2 separate regions of the Homo sapiens genome follow, and region 1 is linked to region 2. Evidence: chromatin loops called from intact Hi-C (ENCODE). Cell type or tissue: dorsolateral prefrontal cortex. All regions are shown on one strand. Each heading gives the region's core, and the rest is flanking DNA. Links, peaks and the distances in the headings are about the cores only.

Evidence for each region. A loop is a pair of places that touch in the nucleus more often than their neighbours do. Peaks named below come from ENCODE experiments on the same cell type or tissue, not always from the same donor. Only the 100,000 strongest peaks of a DNase experiment are listed, where the experiment ranks them.
Region 1: it touches region 2 in a loop (2.4-fold over the local background); 1 of 110 quality-filtered maps calls a loop at or near these places.

Annotation. Positions count from the first base shown.
Region 1 is chr7:78,630,479-78,638,251 of GRCh38, reverse strand. All of the region lies in intron 2 of MAGI2 (membrane associated guanylate kinase, WW and PDZ domain containing 2), which reads left to right. Among named protein-coding and RNA genes, the nearest start is that of MAGI2-AS2, 370 kb to the left of the region's middle. In dorsolateral prefrontal cortex, for the core only: no CTCF peak of the experiment used is centred there; no DNase peak of the experiment used is centred there; H3K27ac peaks cover 1,911 bases.
Region 2 is chr7:78,764,424-78,772,196 of GRCh38, reverse strand. The region is part of intron 2 of MAGI2 (membrane associated guanylate kinase, WW and PDZ domain containing 2); the gene reads left to right. Among named protein-coding and RNA genes, the nearest start is that of MAGI2-AS2, 240 kb to the left of the region's middle. In dorsolateral prefrontal cortex, for the core only: a CTCF peak has its summit at 3,195; DNase peaks (open chromatin) are centred at 2,489 and 3,186; H3K4me3 peaks cover 2,770 bases; H3K27ac peaks cover 2,624 bases.

The sequences.
Region 1 (7,773 bases), core at 1,108-6,107, 130 kb after region 2:
TTGGTAATTAAATCTGGTCATTTACTGTAGAAGCCTTAAAATTGAAAATATATTGCATATACATCAACTTCAAAAGTGATCACCCCAGACATTGTCTTTCTTTCTTGCTCAGTATGACAGGTTTTTTAGTTCAGGTGATGAGTTCAGCTTTCTTTTTTTTTTCTTTTCTTTTCTTTTTATTTTTTTCTTGAAACAGGGTCTTGTTCTGTCTCCCAGGCTGAGTGCAGTGGCATGATCTTGAGTCACTGCAGCCTTGACCTCTTGGGCTCAAGTAATCAATCCTCCACTTGGGACTAAAGATGTGTGCCACTATACCAAGCTAATTTTTAAATTTTTTGTAGAAATGAGATCTCTGTATGTAGCCCAGGCTGCTCTCAAACTCCTTAGCCTTCCAAAGTGCTGGGGTTACAGATGTGAGGCACCACACCTGGCTGAGTTCAAGTTTTAAATGATATTTCTCACATCTACCCCTCATTTACTCTAGTGTTTACACCAGGGACTTAATTGTGCAAATAAAACTATGGAATTAATAAAACAATATGGTGGCCTAAATAATTTGTTATAACAGAGAGCTTTATGAGTACTAATTCCAAAGTGTATGTTACCTATCACCTGATTTCATTTGATAAGTATAGTTGTAAACAAGCTGTAATTTTAACATTTAGCAAATCAGATAGCTTGGTATATGAAAATAATGCAATGCTATTATTTCTTACTTTTTGGAGATCTACAGATTTTTCATTTGTCATCTATTTTTTGACATCCACCATAGTTTTTCTTCATGAGAGATCTTCTGCATTAGATGCTTATTTTTTTTTTTAACATATTATCATGTATCACTGCTGGTGAGCTATAGTCAAGCTCCTAAGTCTTTCCCAATATCAGCCATACTGTTGCATAGATAGAGCCAAAATAATTTATATTACTTCAAATAATAAAGATATTTATAAGGACACATAAATAAAGATAGGTGCATTATTTCCCAAATTCATTTAACTTCTAAAGAACACTTCACTATGAAAAATACTCCTCATGACTCTGTTCATCTATGCACCAGAAAATGAAGGATGGCTTATTTTCTGTGAATCCGGTACATGGCTATAGAGTACTCCAGGGCCAATGCCAAAGTCATGACCTGCATGCTTTATGGATTGTTGTAGTTATATTTGATGAGGAAATTTAACACTGTTTTTATTTTGGGTTCCCTGAGCTATGAGTGAAATTGGAGCAGTGGTTCTCCAATTATGGTTTCTGGACCCGCAGTGTCAGAGGCATCGCCTGAAAACTTGTTAGAAATGCAAATAATCAGGCCCCACCGCAGCAGGGTGACTCAGAGACTCTGGGGAGTGAGAACCAGCTATCTGTGCTTTAACAAGTCCTCCACATGGTTCTGATGCAGCCTATGTTTTTTGTGTGTTGTTTTTGTTTGTTTGGTTTTGGTTTTTTTGTTTTTTGAGATGGAGTCTTGCTCTGTCACCCAGGTTGGAATGCAGTGGCACGATCTCGACTCACTGTAAACCCCGCCTCCCGGGTTCACGCCATTCTCCTGCCTCAGCGTCCCGAGTAGCTGGGACTACAGGCGCCCGCCACCACGCCCAGCTAATTTTTTGTATTTTTAGTGGAGACGGGGTTTCACCGTGTTAGCCAGGATGGTCTCTATCTCCTGACCTCTCGATCCGCCCACCTCGGCCTCCCAAAGTGCTGGGATTACAGGCGTGAGCCACAGCGCCCGGCCTTGATGCAGCCTATGTTTTAAGAAACACCAAGTTTGGGTCCGATGCTTCCTCAATCCAAACTGTTAAAATTTAAAACAGTAATTGATGCCATATGGGGCACTATTTTGAACCTTTATATCCAAGATATTCAGTGAGGTTTCTTCTTCAAAAAAAAAAAAAAAAAAGCCTGTTTTTGGAAGATACCTAACATTGTTAGTATATGCCAGTGCTGCTTTAAACAAAAATTGACAACATGTTATCTTAGGGGAAGAGAGTTTTGAAATAATTACTGAGGTTTAAAGCAACACACTGTTAAGAAAATAAGTCAAATTAACTACCAATATTTTACAAATGGATTTGTCAAATCTTCAATATTTTATAAAATGTGCATAGTGTTTTATTGAGGCTATTAATAATTTTTATACTTAATAAGTGATTTATTTCATTGAATTGTAGGTTTTAATTTTTTTACCTCAAACCAATCCACCCCATCAGTTAACAGGAAATCTATAAGGCCTACATTACTTTATAATCTGTCAATCACATACAATTCAGTGACCCAAACGATATTATTTGCTTTGCTTACTTTAGCTCTATGTTTGTATAAAACCATACTTTGGGATTTTATGTGATTGAAAATGAGTATAATAAAACCCAAGGCCTAGGCTGGTTGTGTAAAAATTGATTACAGGCATTGGCCAAAGGAATCTATCGGATGTATGTTTTTATTGGCAGCATACACAAATCTGATGATTGTGTTCTTACTTGCTGATGAGTAACTGTGACCAACTTAAGTGTCTTCAAGAATCTAAGAGATAGTTAATCAAAGGTCAAATACAGAGGAAGTCACCCTAGCTGTCAAGATCTATTTTTTCCAGCTTGCAGTTGAGAAACACCAGGAAGAAGAAAGGGGGAATATATGAATAAGAACAGAATTCATTTTCTCACATTCTCACACAATGACCCATCTGCTTAGAATACATTGACTTAATGATTAATTCCAAGTCTGTTTCTTTAGCAAATATGTATTGGGTACCTGCCATGCGGCAAGCACTATGGAATTTTTAATATATCAGAATAGATCACAATAGATGACTGCACTGAGCCATCATCTAAGTAATAATACTGTCAAGCTGGTGACTCTTTTGAAGAAAAGTATTTTACTCAAACTAGGAAATAGCAGAAAGCTGAGGGGAAATACGCTTTAGAATTATATTTACCACAAATGCCCTTTTCTTCCTAAGACAAAAAAGAGCAATGTTCCTTCATTTAAACAGTAGGTTAATAAAAAAATTCCATTGGCACTCCCAGTTGCCATGGTAGCAAAATGACAAGTCGCTTCCATGTGACTTCACTGTGTATCAATAAGCTAACCATTTGGGAGATAATGCATTTTGTTTAGACATGTCTTTTGAGCAGAAACGCTGTATGCTTTCATTAACTCATGAAGGAGGTGTTGTTCATACAGTACTTAATTTAGCAATTAATAAATAAGCTGTTGTTTAAGAAATTAATTACTAAAAGATGAAACAAAGCCTCAACTTAGCATTTTTGCTCTTTCAGTTCTATTTATTTTTCCTTTGGAGGAGTGGTCTGGAATAAATAATAAGAATAAAATATATAAATTATAATTTGGATAATAAAACTTATTTTGGACTTTCCTATACACCACTTAGGAAAGTCCCAACCAAAACAGAAGAGCAATAAAAGAAGGTGAGCTTCAGCTATATGATGAATCATCTATATTCCCTCTTTTATTCTCCACATCTTCCACCCTATTTCTAGTGCTAGATAATTACTTGTTATTACTGTTGAGTCTTGCTTTGCTGTCAACTATTCATCATCTTTTGAGTTGCAAAAGCAACTGTAATTATTTCAGCATAAAAGTAAGTAACCACTTCAAGAAATTTAACTTGTTTCCCCAGTCTAGATATTAATTACCTTTAGCTGCAAATTACCATTGTACAACACTTCATTTCATATCACATATATTTTCCTTATTTTTAGAATCATACTACTTTCCAAAGAGGTGTTCACAGATTTCCAATTGCTTTCTCCTTCTTCAGCCACTGCCTTGCCCATTGACGTAACATCAACTAATATCCTTTCTTCCCAGACACATAGATCTAAAATGCTTTCTGACTCTTGTAGGTGCTATGCCTGCAGGTAAAATTAAATGACCTACTTACTAATCAGGTTTTGTGAGCACTTTCACACTTTTCAAATGACTCAGCAAATGGCAAAAACCTTCTAGCAGCCTAGGCCATAGGCATTAGCTGTTTTACATGACTGTCTACAAAAGACAAAAGGATCCTTGTAACTAGTGACCAAGCCACTGTGTACTACATCTTACTGTGTAATCAGACAAAATGGATTTATATCTTGACTCATGTTTTTTTCATACTCAAACAGTAAAAAAGACAATTTGTTTCTTCAAGCATAAATTTTTTTTCTTTATTATAAGTGTTAGCCTGAGTGAAGTTAAGTGATTTAAAGCTTTGATTATAATACACTCCAAAAGTAAGATACCACCAATGATATTTGTGAAATTGTAGTTTTCTTAGTAGCACTATTAATATTACTTAAAAGTAATGCAGATATTGTTGGCATGGTGTTTATGCTTTTACTTTTTATAATGCCCTTTTATGTCTATTATTTACCTCAGTGCATAAGAAAATCGATGATGAACTGTTTTTATCTAGAATCATATATGTAAAACATTAAAACAAAAATGGAATGTAGATGTCCTCAATTTTTAATCTAAGAACCTTTTTATCGCACCATTTTATCACACCACAGCATTCTCTCACTTTTTTTTTTTTTTTTTTTTTGAGACGGAGTCTCGCTCTGACGCCCAGGCTGGAGTGCAGTGGCGCGATCTCTGCTCACTGCAAGCTCCGCCTTCCGGGTTCACGCCATTCTCCTGCCTCAGCCTCCGGAGTAGCTGGGACTACAGGCGCCCGCCACCACGCCCGGCTAATTTTTTTGTATTTTTAGTAGAGACGGGGTTTCACCGTGTTAGCCAGGATAGTCTTGATCTCCTGACCTCGTGATCCACCCGCCTCGGCCTCCCAAAGTGCTGGGATTACAGGCATGAACCACCGCCCCCAGCCATTCTCTCACTTTAAAAAAAAACTTTTAGGTTCTGGGGATACATGTGAAGATTTGTGACATAGGTAAACTCATGTCATGAGGGTTTGCTGTGCAAATTATTTCCTCACCCAGGTACTAAGCCCAGTACCCAATAGTTATCTTTTTGCTCCTGTCCCTCGTCCCTCCTCCCGCCTTCCGCCCTCAAGTAGACCCCAGTATCTGTTGTTGCCTACTTTGTGTTCCTAAGTTCTCACCATTTAGCTCCCACTTATAAGTGAGAACACGCAGTATCTGGTTTTCTGTTCGTCCATTAGTTTGCTAAGGATAATAGCCTCCAGCTCCATCCATGTTCCCATAGAATACATGCTGTCGTTCATTTTACGATTGCATCGTATTCCATGGTGTATATCTACCATGTTTCTTTATCCAGTCTGTCACTGAAGAACATATAGGTTGATTCCATGTCTTTGTTATTGTGAATACTGCTGCAGTGAACATTCGTGTGCACGTGTCTTTACAGTAGAATGATTTATATTACTCTGGTTATATACCCAGTAATGGGATTGCTGGGTTGAATGGTAGTTCTGTTTTTAGCTCTTTGAGGAATTGCCATACTGCTTTCCACAATGGCTGAACTAATTTACACTCTAATAACAGTGTGTAAGTGTTCCCTTTTCCCACAACCTCGTCATTTTCTTCTTTTAAAAATGAGGGTTGACATGTAAGTGTCTGTGTATATGCACATACACCAGTCATTGGAACACACCATGCACTGCCATGTTTATCCTTTGAAAATGATTTTGATAGTTCAGAAATACCTGTATGAGGCGCCAAGATGTTAAGCCAAATGACCTAAGCTAATCCAAGCAATATGTGAAATAAGTGGAATTTCTCTTTAAGGATGTAGTGATTCTTTCTAAAATATAACCAGGCTCTTTCTGGATCCCCTGTTGACTTCCAGCAGTCTCCCACTTAGCTAACACTCACCTGGGTAGTGTACAGCCTACAAGTATTGTGGGTCTCTGCTCCCCTTCAGGTCTTTTTCTCACAGTCTCTTCTCCTCCACCCTTTTCTCCATACTGTCTAAGCTAACAGAAATCTCAGTATTTGACCCACTAACTTGTGCATAGGTTCTAACAGTCTGATTTATGGTCAATTAATAAGATTTAACCCTTTATAGCATACTATATAACTTTTTATTTTTTATTTATTATCTGCCTCTCCCTATTAAAATATTAGTTCCATGAAGGCAGGAATCTTAGTCTGTGTTATTCAGAGATATAGCTCAAGCATCTAGAATAGTGTTTGGCACATAGTAAGTGCTCAGTTAATATTTATGGCAAGACTTCATTAAAAAAATCATTTCTGCTCTTCGAGGCAATAGTACTTAACATACAATAATCCTTGTTGAGTATTTAAAATGTGCCAGACATTGTCTTAAGTATGTTATATGAATTATCCCATTTGTTCCTCACATTAGCCCTATGAAGATGCTACTACTATTGTTCCCATTTTACAGATAAGAAAACTAGAGTTTACAGAGGTGGAGAACCTTGCTCGAGGTAATACTGATAACAAGTGGCTGAGTCCCAAACAGCACAAGCAGCTTACTTTCAAAATATCATACATTTTAAAGGTAGTTTCTCCTTCATCTGAACCAAAGAGTAATTCTAATGGTGGAAATTTTAGGTTAAAGAGAAAGTAGAATGACACATGACGAGCCAGAAAGGAGGGTAGTACAGAAACAGAAAATTCTTACATTATGTCTTCTCACATTTTCCATCAAGGCAAGCCCATGTAAAGAAACTGCACAAGCTGGCATACCATGAGAGTTGTGCTTTATTGTAAATAATAGAACCATGGCGTTCTCTGTTTCTTCTTGACTCTCAGTATTTTTCTCTCCCTCCCTTTTTCAACCCACTCTCTTGACCATAGATTGGGTAGGTAAGCCTTTAGAGAGGAAATGTGATCAGCCTGGTGCTTCACCAGGGCTCATCAGGAAGAGCAGCGATGAACTGAAAGAAGGAGGCAGGCACACCAGTGACAGAGCCACCGCCTGGTCCAGGAGGGAGGTGCTGGGATCAGAGACAGTACAGATCGGAAGGATGATGTTGTGGAGATATGGGACATAGAACTTGCCAAATATTTGGAGATGGGATAAAGGAGTGAGGGAGGACTCAAAGGTAGGTGACTCTGAGGTGAAAGTTTCAAACCAGCACAACTAGAAGAATGGTGGTGGCATGAACAGGGGAGCAAGATGAAGAAATACATTTTCATGATTACATTTTCCTGAAATGCTGTCAGATTTGCCACTAGTGAGGGTGTAATAAAGACATTTTCAGGCTTGGAAAATCTCAAACAATGTGGCTTCCATGCAACCTTCGACAGGAAGCTTCCAACAGATGTGCTCAGCCACCATGAGGATGGAGACCACAAAAATAGACATGGGGTCTAGGGAAGAGGAGAAACTGCACAAGACAGAGGCAAAGTGACTCCCCAGGATGATGGCAAAGGATGATCCCTGGATGGCAGCTGAGAGTCCAGACTGGAGCATGTCAGAAGCCTCCAGGAAAGATTTCTTCAATAGGATAAACTTGATAAAATATAAAATGTATTTGTGAATTTTGAGAGGAGATTTATCTCTCAAGGAGAGAGTTTATTTAATGATTAATGAATGGAAAATGGAAATGAAAACATATTACATATAGAGTAATCAAAAAGTTACACACAGCCGGGCGCAGTGGCTCATGCCTGTAATCACAGCACTTTGGGAGGCCGAGGTGGGGGAATCACAAGGTCAGGAGATTGAGACCAGCCTGGCCAACACAGTGAAACCCAGTCTCTACTAAAACTACAAAAATTAGCCAGGTGTGGTGGCGCACACCTATAGTCACAGCTACTCAAGGGGCTGAGGCAGGAGAATCACTTGAACCCTGGAGGCAGAAGTTGCAGTGAGCCGTGATCA
Region 2 (7,773 bases), core at 1,276-6,275:
TGGTAGAGATAGAAGAGATGGTCTCCACTGGATATTAAAAACTTTGCAGCAGAGGAGAAGATGGTGTCAAATTTACTCTTTAGGGCCTAGGTCCATAGACTATAAATGTATCTTCAATACTATACTAGGTTAGCACAAGTTTTTCCAGTTGTTTCTGTCTCTGGGGTGCTGTGTGGTCTTAGCATCTGGACACCCTTCTCTACTAGGCTTGCTTGATTGGGTTGCAAGAAGAGGATACTTGCTATATTTATTACATTTATTTTCTATTTAAGACAGAGACACTGAAACAGAGAAGGGAAAAATTATTTGTCTCAGAGCAAAGCATTACTCATTATTGAATCTAGTTCCACAACAGCAAACTATTGATTTCTACCTATGCTATGTGCTTTGGTGTTTTTGTCACTTATTTTTTTTTCCTTTCACATTATTATTTTTATTGTCTTTTACAATGGTCCTTAACTTCAAGATAAGTTTAAATGGATGTCAAAGAAAAGACCAATTTGAAAAAGTGTGTAAGTAGTAAAATGACTGATTCTTTGACCCTTGAAAGGAAAAGAAACAGTCATGCTTACAAGTTTAAAAGAATTGTTCAGCTGGATGATTCTGAAAGGATACAGCCTTGTTATTAACACTGAAAAGTTTAATTACATTTCATTATACTATACTAGCTTCTCTTAATTGGTAAAAGGGGACTATGAAAGCAAAAACAAAAATGCTTAATCTCTAGGAGCTAGATTTTCCTCGCTGCTTTGTAATGTAAATGTGCCTGTGTGTATATTAAAATTCACACACTCCATCCATCTCACTGGCTTTTAATGGAGGGGTCACCTGACTTCACCTAGAGCCGCCCCCCTCCCTTTCCCAGAGGAAACCCAAAAGTGAGAGACAGGCGCGTAGATAACACAGGTTCTTGTGCTGAGAGATGTAAATGCCCCTGACTGACCGGGAAGCGAGCGAGGTTGCTGGTGGGGGTTGGGGAAAGGGAAACGGAGGGAGAGAGCATAAGCGAGAGAGGGGAGAAGGAGAGAGAGGGAGAGGGAGAGAGGGAGAGGCAGAGGGAGACAGAGAGAGAGAGAGAGAAGTGCTGCATGCTTCATCTTTGAGAGGAGGGAAAACAAAAGAGCTCAGCGGCAGTTTTGTGTTGCTGTGTCTGGCTTAAAGAGGAAAATTCTAGACATCCATGTTGAAAAATCAAAGCTCAGCTGAGACTACTTCTATCAAGAAAATTATTTTTATCTGCGAATGGGTTGGATCAGTACAGGTGGTTTGAGAAGACACTGACTGAGGACCATGGAAAGGTGGGAGAGGACGTGCGGCTTCTCTGCTTCCTTTGAACAGAGCTCTAGGTTAGTAAGCTGAAACTGACCCGGGTCTGGCTTAAATATCTGTATGTGCATATGTGTGTGTGTTCTATTTATAGCCTCCAAACCCTTCTGCTCCTCAACCCCTGGGGAAAGCAGTGCCATATTCCACCAGATGTGAACCTAAACTTGATTCGACTCTCACTTCATTTGCCAAATGCCTCTCGTTTGTTTGCGGAGCTTTTGTTTAATACAGCCAGTGGAGAGCCATCATGATGTCTCCTTCTGAGTCAGAATGTGTGTTTCAGCCTTAGATTGTCAGGTGGCTGTTTGGAGAACAGTTAGTGTTTTGCTCCAGAAAGCTGCAAATGCATGATTAGGTTATTGTGAAATGTAAACAGCAGATATCTGCTGACTTGGCATTTCTTCTAATGTCAGAATAGTTCAGAGAACCAAGTGCATTTGCCTTATCTTTATTTCCCACGTAATTGACTTCAAATATAATAAGTTTGAAATGGCACCCCATCAACAAAGACACACACCAGGTATTCTTCCAGCAGAGTGTGTTTTACCTCCTATTGGAGCCGAAGCTTAAAAAATTAATTTTATGGGGACCTGGTTTGGGGAAAAAAATACAATGTGTTATAATTAAAATAGGTTTAAAGCCTTTTTTACAACCAGTGGGTACAGATGTGTGTAAAACAAACACATAATTTCTCTTGTTTCTTGCTGTGCAGATAGAGTGTCTTTTGTTCCAGCATGTGTATTTTCCTGTGTTTTTACAAAGAAAGCATTGCTTGTGCTTTCCGTGATAGCAAGGGGCTTGTATGCCAATTTGCCATTGTGCCCTGGTCAAGAATCTGCTCTATTCTGAAGTAAACTGCCCAGAGGTATTAGTCAAGAACGTGGAGAAGGGTGGGGAGTAGGAAGAGATGCTTTTTTCTCTTCCTCTTTTTTTTCCCCTTTGACTCAGAAGTGTCTAATTCACATGATGTTAAGAGGAAATGGGGGGAAGCATTTAGTTCTGAATAGGATGCAGTTCGGTGCCATGCAGTTGCCACAGACTATAACAAGAAGATGCTCGGAGCTGAGGGAATCACATTTGTAATGGGGACTCTTTAAGAAAATGTTCTGTGAGGGTGACTGGCTGAGTCCCTTTGGACCAAATTAAGATGCGCTCTGGCAGTGCACTAGCAGCTGTGAGCTGACATTTTCTTGTGAACCTAGTGAAAAATGGCTCCATATCTCTGTCTCGTCCTGAGGGAGATGGTCTTTGAGTAGTCGAGCCGTTCCTCAGCATTGTGATTTGCTCTGATCTCTGTTTTCTGATGGGGACGGACTGACTTGTGGTTCCTTTCAGTTCGCCTGCCTTTTTAAATCTCGCTTGAATGGGGAGTGGGTGGTGACGGTTTTACTTCAGTACAAACTACCCAGAGCAAAGCTTGCAGAAGATATCTTTCTGGCAATCATAGGTTTCCATTTTTAAAAGGGTAGATTACATATATTTTCGGACGTGATCTAAAGCACTTTGTTGTTAAGTGGGCTCATCAAACAATTTCTTTAAGGAAAGACCCATGCATGTGTGGCAGCTTACATTTGGACTTTCGGGAGGGCTGACAGGTTAAAAAAAAAAATAGATATTTGCCTGTATCGTCCATCTCTGAAAGTAAAAAGCTGTGTTTTTGTATCTTATCATGTTTTCCCTTTTTAGCATTGTGATCCATTGTGCAAGGAAAAAGATGTGTCCCCGCGCTAGAATGCAGGGAGGGAATGTACTACTGTCCTGTACTACACATGTGCTTATTAAAGAATTCCTGTACTGAGCAGGGAGTGGAGGTGCTACAGCAGCCACACTGTTCCTTTATTTGGGCTTTGGTTTGTGAAAGCTCCAGCCAGCAGAGGCAGGATGCGCTTTAGCAGAGAGCTCTGGTTTGAGGGACTGATTAAGAGCATGTGTTGTTTGGGGGTGTGCGAAATCGGTTCTCTATTGTATAGCATTTTAGGATGATTGTGTGACTACAGAGCAGGTTTAAATCTTAGGCAAGAGGTACAGTGTTGAGGCACTATCCACTAGAGAGGGGAGCATGAGGATGCAAAATAGTGCAATAGTATGTGCATTGTGCAGAAAAAAATAATAATTCTTTAAATTTTATGCTAGTTTCCAAATTATAGAAATTTGGAAACACTTCAGATGCTTTCTGCAAAATGACATGGAGTCATCTCCACACTAGGACAAGAAAGACTTGAGTACAATACTTTTAACAAGATGGAAACAGTTTCGTAAGTGTTTTAAGTGTAATAATATTTGCTCCACTGAAGGGTAACCCTCCAAGGGTTTTCATCGTGAGCACCTTCCCATAGGCTGAGAATTAGAGCACAGATTTTCATGGTGTCTGTTTAGAATAATTTTGATAAAGCTAAGACCTTACAGAGGCAATAAGATTTGCCTCTTTAGTAGAACAATGGAAATGGAACTTTAATACAGCATGTAGATCCGATTGCTGCTTTTATACATGTAGACAATCTGACTATGGTACATGGTGTGCTTTGGGGAAATTGATGCAATTATAGTAGAACAGCAAACAAAACAATAGGTGAGGTGATATAATGAAAACATGGATCTCAAAGTTCCTAAGAGGATTACCAAGTCACCCTTAAATATTGTTAATGACTACAGGTGAGGTGGTTTTACCCAGAGAAATTTCAGATGTTCAGAATTAGAGGACCATGTTTGTAAAGCTAAGAGCAGAGCTTGCTGGATCTTGGAGAAGATGGATGGCACTCATATTTAAACCAGATAATGTGTACATATAAAAGAATCACAATCTTAGAAACTTCCCACCAATGGAATTTTGTTTTAAAAGTTGCAAAATAACTAAACTGTAGAAAATAGTTCACAGCTCAGAAACCATCAAGGGAGAAATGAGAACATCCAGAAATAACAAAATTTTCGCAGTGAGATTTATGTGCTACCTGAACAACATTTAAGATGCCGATGAGTTCTTAATGAGAGCTAAAAAAGAAAAATTCACATTTGGAAATAAGTGTCTGTATTCCTGTATTCCTATAGCTTTGAGCTTGGAAAACACAAAATTTCCCAAGAATAAATTAGTTATTCGTAAGATGCCTGTGGCACGTAAAGGAAAACTTGATAAAACAATTAAGTTTCAGGCAAACATATTTTACTCTAACTGAATTCTTCTTGAAACATTTTTAATCACAAAGCTACTAACTTTCTGAGAATATCTTAAGTAGTAATGGCCTGCTTTCTGACATCCATTTTCTCTATCACTTTAGAACCCTACTACCTTAAACTCTCTTTTCAATTTTTAAAAGCCTTATTAGGTGACAACATGACATTAAATAAGCAGATATGATAAAAGACTGAGCTTAAAACACTTTAATTTTATGTTCAATTTCAGGAACATTTTTCTTCTACTGTCTGCAATCAGCTTTTGCTCTTAGTCACACAGCTTGTGGCACTCTTTCTAAGATCTCAGCTGCTTACTCTGAAGATAACAGAATTTTAATTGTAAAAAAAAAAAAAAGTGTGTTGCCTTTTTGACTGCATTAGGTGTACCTTAACAAAGGTTAGAACTTTGTTATAGGCTGGGTGTGGTGGCTCACGCCTGTAATCCTGGCACTTTGGAAGGCCGAGGCAGGCGGATCACAAGGTTAGGAATTCGAAACCAGCCTGGCCAACATGGTGAAACCCGTCTCTATTGAAAATACAAAACAATTAGCCAGGTGTGGTGGCACGCACCTGTAATCCCAGCTACTCGGGAGGCCGAGGCAGGAGAATTGCTTGAACCTGGGAGGCAGAGGTGGCAGTGAGCTGAGATCGTGCCATTGCACTCCAGCCTGGGCAAGGAGAGCAAGACTCCATCTCAAAAAAAAAAAAAAGAACTTTATTATAATGTGAATTCTCAACGTAAGCGTTTCACAGATATCAGAGGTTAAAGTATACATGTACTGTACATTTCAAGCATGTCAAGACCTATAAAATACACAAAGTCAACAGTAGGACGGTTAGTTTTTTTCCCTAGTTCTCATCACAAGGATGGCTTTCTGTCACACAAGCCTGCTTTCCAGAAGAAGTGCATTATTCTGTTTTCTCCTACAGATTCTTTACTCATTCTCCCTAGGCACACTAAGAATACATCAAATTCAATAAGTGTGATGATATAAAAAGTGTCCTTAATTGGTGTTTGAAAATTTAGGTGATATTCACCATGTGGAGGAACAGTTAGAATAGTTGTTTTTCTCTTTAAATCAGTAAAGTAAGTCAAACTTCAGAGTGTTTAAGGAAACTAACAATACTGTGTACTGTCAAGTAAGAGGCTCATTGCCAGCCAGTTAGCCAATGGAGGAGAAGACACAAGCTTAACTGATGACTCCAGTTGAAGCATTGTAGCTCAGGAAGTTCCCATATTAATAGGACCTCAGCTCAAATTCCAGAGCCAGCTACTCAACTTATTCACCTTTTTGCCATCTGGGGCTGGGGGAGGAAATAATATATTAAATAAGAGATCACTTTTGTTATAAGACAATCTCTCTAATACACCAGTCCTGCAAGCAGTTCAGGCATCTTTAAGATCCTCTCAGTCTGAAGTTTCTATCTTTCTCCACGAAGCAACAAATCTCAACTGACTCTGGAAGCCACTCAAAGATTTGTTCTAAAACTTTGGATTGATCTTGCCAAGCACTTTCCACAAAAGCACAACCCCGGCCAAATAAAGGCACAGGGATGAGAGCTTTCTCTGGTCTGTAGCAGAGAACCAAACCCTCTGGGTTATTTCACTCAAAGGGCCACAAAAGCTCAAATGCCGAGCTAAGGAACTGCTGGCCAAGTGTGGGAGGATTCTTGATCTTGGATTCGTACAGCTGTTTATGAAGAGCCTTTCTTTCAGATCTTAGAAAGCATCATATTTCCTTCCCTCTCAGGACCTTAGCACATGCTGGTGCCTCTGCTGGAACACATTTCTACCCACTTTGCTTGCTCAGCCATTTAATTGGCTCTCTCTATAAAATGTGCTCCAGGCTTCTCATGCTTTTTCTTCATTACACTTCTCGGGTGTTTTGGGTTTTTTTCAATATTTAGTTTTATGTTAGTGTTATTACTTGATTAATGTCTTTCTCTGCCAGGAGGCAGGACCTTCTAAAGTGAGGGTCCAAATTCATTTTGCTCACAACCGTATCTATCTGTAGGACTTCAAATCATGTCAACTCAGATATAAGATATGCACTAGGGCCGGGCGTTATGGCTCACACCCGTAATCTCAGCACTTTGAGAGGCCGAGGTGGGCAGATCACAAGGTCAGGAGTTCGAGACCAGCCTGGCCAACATAGAGAAACCCCGTTTCTACTAAAAGTACAAAAATTAGCCGGGTGTGGTAGTGGACACCTGTAACTCCAGCTACTCAGGAGGCTGAGGCAGCAGAATTGCTTGAACCCGGGAGGCAGAGGTTGCAGTGAGCCAAGATTGCACCACTGTACTCCAGCCTTGTTGACAAGAGCGAGACTCTGTCTCAAAAAAAAAAAAAAAAAAAAAAGATGTGCACTAAACATTTGTTAAATGACTGACTGAATGAATAAATGAATACTAAGGCAGCAATATAGTGGGAAAAGATAGTGTAACTAGCCTGGCTCAACAAAGAGCAATTCTCTTCACTGGGTTGGCTAGTTTGGAAACCTAATAGGTGGATACACTAGGACAGTCCCAGGATCTCCCTTCTGTCAGGATTTTCCATGTAAGAAATCACACTTGAGTGCTTGCTATTACAATATTTCAAAAAAGAAATTTACTACCCATATCAACAAGTATTTAGAATCAGTCTGGCAAAATCATAGTCTGTCTTTCCCTCTCCGTTCCTCCTAAGGTACCTCTTTTCCTGAATCTCCCACTCTGATCATCCTTTAGTTCTTTGCATCCAGGCCCTTCTAGGTCTCATCCGAAGATGGCTATGCTTTGCTAACTAAGCTGGTAATAAGTTGTGAGGCCTGAAAACCCATCTAAGGTGTGAGCTTTATTTGCATTTTGAGCAAAATTATCATGTAGTGGTTAGCACTCTGCTTATTAATATGGAGGCTGTGAGGCATAACATAGCACGAAGCTTGCCTGTAGGAAGCTATTTTCGGTTGTGGAGCTAAGACTTATAAAAAACAATTGGCAACTACTCTAAGAGCCTATGATCAAGAACTGTATTTGGCTGTACAGATTTTAATAAAACTAGAGCACAAAGGAAAGGATTTGTAAAGAGGTGGGATCTCAAGCAAACTATGACCAATAAGTGGCATCTGAATTGTCAGAGAGGAAGAAGAACTGTTTAACATTTGGGATGGGGGGAAAAAATCATTAAATGGTCAATGGGACTTAGCACAAGCTGTGTTAAGATACTACTCACATTTCCTTTCCTAAGTATAAAAGGCAAAAATACCTTTTATTCACAAATTCATCGAGATTTTATTCATT